2 separate regions of the Homo sapiens genome follow, and region 1 is linked to region 2. The links are chromatin contacts, found by Hi-C in ENCODE. All regions are on one chromosome and are shown on one strand. Each heading gives the region's core, a stretch centred on a gene start or an enhancer-like site at or near the end of the contact. The rest is flanking DNA. Distances are from core to core; before and after follow the strand shown. Region 1 has its middle 76 kb from the start of CDC25A. Region 2 overlaps SMARCC1 (SWI/SNF related BAF chromatin remodeling complex subunit C1).

Evidence for each region. A loop is a pair of places that touch in the nucleus more often than their neighbours do. Pooled maps may share reads with other maps.
Region 1: a pooled map shows a loop between it and region 2 (5-fold over the local background). The contact joins two enhancer-like sites. A Hi-C loop is called at or near these places in 2 of 37 single-sample maps with no recorded cell type and 2 of 50 pooled maps.

Annotation. Positions count from the first base shown.
Region 1 is chr3:48,111,038-48,113,922 of GRCh38, reverse strand. No RefSeq gene overlaps it. Among named protein-coding and RNA genes, the nearest start is that of CDC25A, 76 kb to the left of the region's middle. RefSeq lists enhancers at 1-28, 29-530. Within about 2 kb of position 1,287, at least 4 of the 41 ENCODE cell types and tissues checked have a DNase peak (open chromatin) inside an H3K27ac peak, as active enhancers do.
Region 2 is chr3:47,741,488-47,744,187 of GRCh38, reverse strand. All of the region lies in intron 3 of SMARCC1 (SWI/SNF related BAF chromatin remodeling complex subunit C1), which reads left to right. Among named protein-coding and RNA genes, the nearest start is that of SMARCC1, 39 kb to the left of the region's middle. RefSeq lists an enhancer at 928-1,067. Within about 2 kb of position 1,434, at least 2 of the 41 ENCODE cell types and tissues checked have a DNase peak (open chromatin) inside an H3K27ac peak, as active enhancers do.

The DNA.
Region 1 (2,885 bases), core at 38-2,537, 370 kb before region 2:
CACGTGCCTGTAGCCCCAGCTACTCAGGAGGCTGAGGCACGAGAATAGCTTGAATTTGGGAGGAAGGGGTTCCAGTGAGCTGAGATCGCGCCACTGCACTCCAGCCTGGGCAACAGAGCGAGGCTCTGTCTAAAAAAAAAAAAAAACAAAAAACACACACAGAGGGAACTTCATCATCATGTTACATAAAACTGGCCTGTTTTGGAATTTGGCTATTATCTCTCATTCTTCTGATTTCTCAGAAGGTCAGGTAAACAGCTTGGTTTCTTAACATATAATTTTAGCATGAGTAATTCTATTTTAGTTTTTTCCTTTTTTTTTTTTTTGAGACAGAGTCTCACTTTTGTTGCCCAGGATGGAGTGCAGTGGCGCAGTGTCGGCTCACTGCAACCTCCACCTCCCGGGTTCAAGCAATTCTCCTGTCTCAGCTTCCCGAGTAGCTGGGACTACAGGTGTCCGCCACCATGCCCGGCTAACCTCAGGTGATCCGCCAGCCTCAGCCTCCCAAAGTGATGGGATTACAGACGTTAGCCACCTTGCCCGGCCCATTTTAGTTTTTAGTCTGGTCTTTTGGGGCCTAGTGCAGGAGCTTTGTCCGAAACAATGGCTAACGTAGTGTTTTTATTAGCATCTGAAAGACTCGTGAGGGGAATCTGAGACAGTACATTTGATAAGGCTTCCCGAATTGTCTTTCCCTTTTGCAGCAATATAGTTATTTTAGGGGGCTGGGGTTCCCATTAAAGGGTTCTTGGCAATATTAAGTGAGTGAATATGTCATTTATCCTAAAGCCAGTCCCATATGGCTTGCATATGAAGTATATCAGCTGCTTCATCTGAGTGTTCTATTTGGCATTTGTAGGTGGAGCCAGGCAGTCCCCCTTTGCAGGGTAAACAGACCTTACCATGGCTTTTATCCAGTCCATCAGGCTGGCTGTTCCCTTGGGAATAACCTCCTATGTGTCTGTGTGTCGTAGAGCTATCTGTGATTGTTCCATAGTGAGCTGTGGGTCCTGTATCAACCCAAACATGCTCTTTCACTCTGCAGCACTTCAAACCAAAGATACTGCTCCTAAATTTGTTGCTCTCAAAATCCATTTTAGTAAAGCCTCCTCAGGAGCCTGATGATACCAATCTGCAAAATGAAACGCTTCCTTCATACTATCCCTCTAGTTTTCACAGTATCTTGGTTTTGCTGCTTCCCCGCATTGACTGCCTTTTTGGTAACCACAGGTCTTAGAGGTACTTTCTGTTGTCTCTCTATAATTTTTCCCTTCTGGGGGAGGCTTTGTGGCTTGTGGCCAAAGCTCAGACTAACTGAAAGCTAAACTTAGTCTAGCATCAAGATTGACCCAGAACTCCCTTTTACTTTCATTTTTAGCTATTATATATAACAGTAAACAAGGAATTGAAATTTTGTGTTTTTTTCTTATTAGTTTGCATTTCTTTTTTGTTGTTTTGAGACATGGTCTCATTCTGTCACCCAGGCTGGAGTGCAGTGGTGCAATCTAGGCTCACTTCAATCTCCACCTCCCAGGCTTAAGTGATCCTCCCACCTTAGCCTCCCAAGTAGCTGGGACTACAGGCCCGCACCACCATGCCCAGCTAATTTTTGTATTTTTGTTGTTGTTGTTGTCATTGTTTTGAGACAGAGTTTTGCTCTTGTTGCCCAGGCTGGAGTGCAATGGTGCAATCTCGGCTCACCGCAACCTCCACCTCCTGGGTTCAAGCGATTCTCCTGCCTCAGCCTCCTGAGTACCTGGGATTACAGGCGCATGCCACTACGCCTGGCTAACTTTGTATTTTTAGTAGGGTTGGGGTTTCTCCATGTTGGTCAGGCTAGTCTCAAACTCCTGGCCTCAGGTGATCTGCCTGCTGAAGCCTCCCAAAGTGCTGGGATTACAGGCATGAGCCATCGTGCCCGACCTAATTTTTGTATTTTTATTAGAGACAGGGTTTCACCATGTCACCCAGGCTGGTGTTGAGGAAATCCTGACCTCAAGTGATTCTCCCGCCTCGGCCTCCCAAAGTGCTGGGATTACAGGCGTGAGTCACTGCACCCAGCCTAGTTTGCATTTCTTTATCCATTTGGTAAACCTACTCCCTGGGAGTTGGATCCATCTCTAAATTTTATTGGTAACTTTTACCTTTTGTAACTGATTGTAGCACAGCTGATACTTCGTACCATGGGGGACCACACGGCCACCCAGGAATCAAAAGTTCCTCACCTCCCACCCTTTATCCTTTTTCTTCCCAAACTACATGTTTCCATGAGCAGGGCTGGTGTAGTAAATCCCACTTCTGACACCAAACATGACATTATAGGTGGAGGAACAAAAAAAAACAACCAAGTGATTTTTCCTATTCTCTTACTCAGCAGTCAACAATACTTCTGTGACCAGTGTACGGGAGTTTTTCCCCCCACACCAAGCAAGTAGTCCTTCAGCTGTGGACACCAGCTATATGTCCTCCAATTCAGTTTAATTCTGGCACTATCTACCCAGAGATAGAGTCAGATCCCATATGTTGAAGGTTTAGTATCCTGAATAGCTGGGATTATAGGCATGCACCACCACGCCTGGCTATTTTTCATATTTTCAGTAGAGATGGGGTTTCACCATGTTGACCAGGCTGGTCTCGAACTCCTGACCTCAGGTGATCTACCCTCCTTGGCCTCCCAAAGTGTTGGGATTACAGGCGTGAGCCACTGCACCCAGCCTAATTTTTTTTGTATTTATTTTTTTTGTAGAGAGATGGTCTCGTCATGTTGCCCAGGCTGGTCTTGAATGTCTGGGCTCTAGTGATCTGCCCATCTCTGCCTCTCAAAGCGCTAGGATTACAGGTGTGAGCCACTGTGCCTGGCCTCATTTGGATTTTTAATGGAGACT
Region 2 (2,700 bases), core at 185-2,684:
CCTGGGCTGTCTCCAAAAAAAAAGATATTGACTAAAGTAGCATGAGACTTGTTTCTTTTTGTTATCAGAGGTAGCTCTCTGTTTTCCAGTTCTGTGTCTAGCTCTGATGTTGGACCTCTCACGATGGTATTCCCTATCTAGGAGCAACGGCATGTCTCTGTACTTGTAGAGATGGTTTGTACCCTACTGTTAACTCTGGGTTCCCAGTTGGAACTCTTTTCTGTCCTTGGTTCTTGTTTAGCTTTTATCACAAGTCCTAACCTGGACACTTGAGGATAGAATACCAAAGTGATATGATTTTTCCTAGGTCACATATTGTGGAACTTGCTTTGTGTCTGTAGTTTCTGCACAATGAAATTTTTTTTTTTTTTTTTTGAGACATAGTCTCGCTCTGTCACCCAGGCCGGAGTGCAGTGGTGTAATCTCGGCTCACTGCAACCTCTACCTCCCAGGTTCAAGCAGTTCTCCTGCCTCACCCTCCTGAGTAGCTGGGATTACAGGTGCCTGCCACCACACATGGCTAATTTTTGTATTTTTAGTAGAGACCAGGTTTCTCCATGTTGGCCAGGCTGGTCTTGAACTCCTGACTCAGGTGACCCGCCAGACTCGGCCTCCCAAAATGCTGGGATTACAGGCATGAGTCACCATGCCCGGCCACAGTGAAATATTTTTATCTGAAATCACTTGCAGTAGTTTAGAAAGATACGTGTAATACAGGCCGGGTGCAGTGGCTTGTCTCAAAAAAAAAGGAAGATATATGTAATACAGTTTCCTTAAAATTAAAAGTGGGACTAAAAAAGACGTAAAGGATAGGGTTAGCATTGTCAGGAATAAGAATTTTTCCAAGTCTTTTATGCAGATTGTGCCAGAATTATTTCCTTTCAGGTATAGTTATGTGTCCAGTTTCAGTGTGCACCTTCTCTCATCTCTTGTGCCTCGCACACTTGAAGTGAGTGCATATTTTAGTAACTCCCCACTCTGTTTGGATATCTGAATACTGACCTGTCATTCTTGCCCCATGCCTAACATGCCTCTCAGAACTTTGTCTGTGTTCTTTAATTGAACCTCACAGTCTAGGTTGCATTTCTGGCTTTAGGTCCAAAGTTTGCTGGTTTTGTTATTACGGCAAGCACTATTTTCTTCTTATTTCATTGTGGTTCTGCTTTCTTACTGACTTCTCAGTAGTCTTTGTTTTAGTCTCTAGTGACACGAAGCTCTAATGTCATGCATATGAGGTTGAATGGGAATACCTGGTAATTACTAGCATATTTGTGAAGAGACTGTACAGATTAATATTACAGAATTGGCCAGCTGTGGTGGCTCATGCCTGTAATCCCAGCACTTTGGGAGGCTGAGGTCAGCGGATTGCTTGAGCCCAGGAGTTTGAACCCAGCCCAGGCAATGTGGGAAAACTCAGCCTCTACAAAAAATAGGAAAATTAGCTGGGTGTGGTGGTGCATGCCTATAGTCCCAGCTACTCCGGATGCTGAGGTGGGAGGATCACTTGAGTTCAGGATGTAGAGGCTGCAGTGAACCAAGATTGCACCACTGCACTCCAGCCTGGGTGACAGAGACCCTGTGTCAAAAACAGAAAGAGAGATTACAGAATTGAAATGTTAAGTTTGATCTTTCTGGATGTTTCTAAATAGGTAAAATCAATGAGTGTCTTATTTATGGTTTTTCTCCTGAAGGATAAAACTTTGTATAGAGTTGAAGTATAGTTATATGTAACTGAAGGATAACAAGTTTGACCTATTCATGGAAATCCAAACGGATCTCCCAAAGGAGAGATTAAATACCAAGTTCAATTAAGTAATAGAGAGTTGACTGTTAGTGCCCACATGCCCAGAGATTAGGACGTTGTTTATTTTTTCCTACAGTTCTAAAGAGATTGTTACATGTTTTTTTTTTTTTCTTTTTTGAGACGGAGTCTTGCTCTGTCACCCAGCAGGCTGGAACCCTATCTTGAGAATGTTTATATTAAGTTTTGCTTTCTAATAATACAGATAGATGTTCAAGCTTCAACCCGAAAGAGGAATGCAAATTAGAACTATAATCATTAGGCTGGTGTGGTGGCTCATGCCTGTAAAAGGGCATCAGAAGCAAACTTCTAAAAGGAAAAACAAAAATGCACTGAGCCAAAGGCAAGACAACAATAGAACCAAACAGTTTTGTGGGGAAGTGACAAAAGCTGGCCTCAAATAAGGAGCTTTGTATGATGACAGCAAGCTATAATACCCTGGAGGCCATCCCCACAGGATGGTCTAGTATGCCATACCCCAAAAGGGTGGCAAACATCATAGTGGTGCCAGGTGTGGTAACTCACACCTATAATCTGAGCACTTTGGGAGGCTGAGGCAGAAGAATCACTTAAGTCCAGGAGTTCAAGACTAACCTGGGCAACATAGCAAGACCCCATCTCTATTTTTTAAAATAATAGTAAAATAAATAGATATCCTGGAGGCAATTAGAGCTCTGAAAACAGGTATACAAGTATGAAGAATGAGGGGTGAAGAATTGAAGAATAAGGAAAGGAAAATATATTTGTTATTCATTAAATGGAAGTGTATCGTAAAGATACTCATCCTTGTCTTCACGTTGAGTAGTTGGAGGAGTAAGGGAAAAGAGAAAGGCTGTTCTTGCTTTCTTGGATGGTAGAGGTAGAAGAAAATCCACATATGAATAGACCTCATTTCCAGC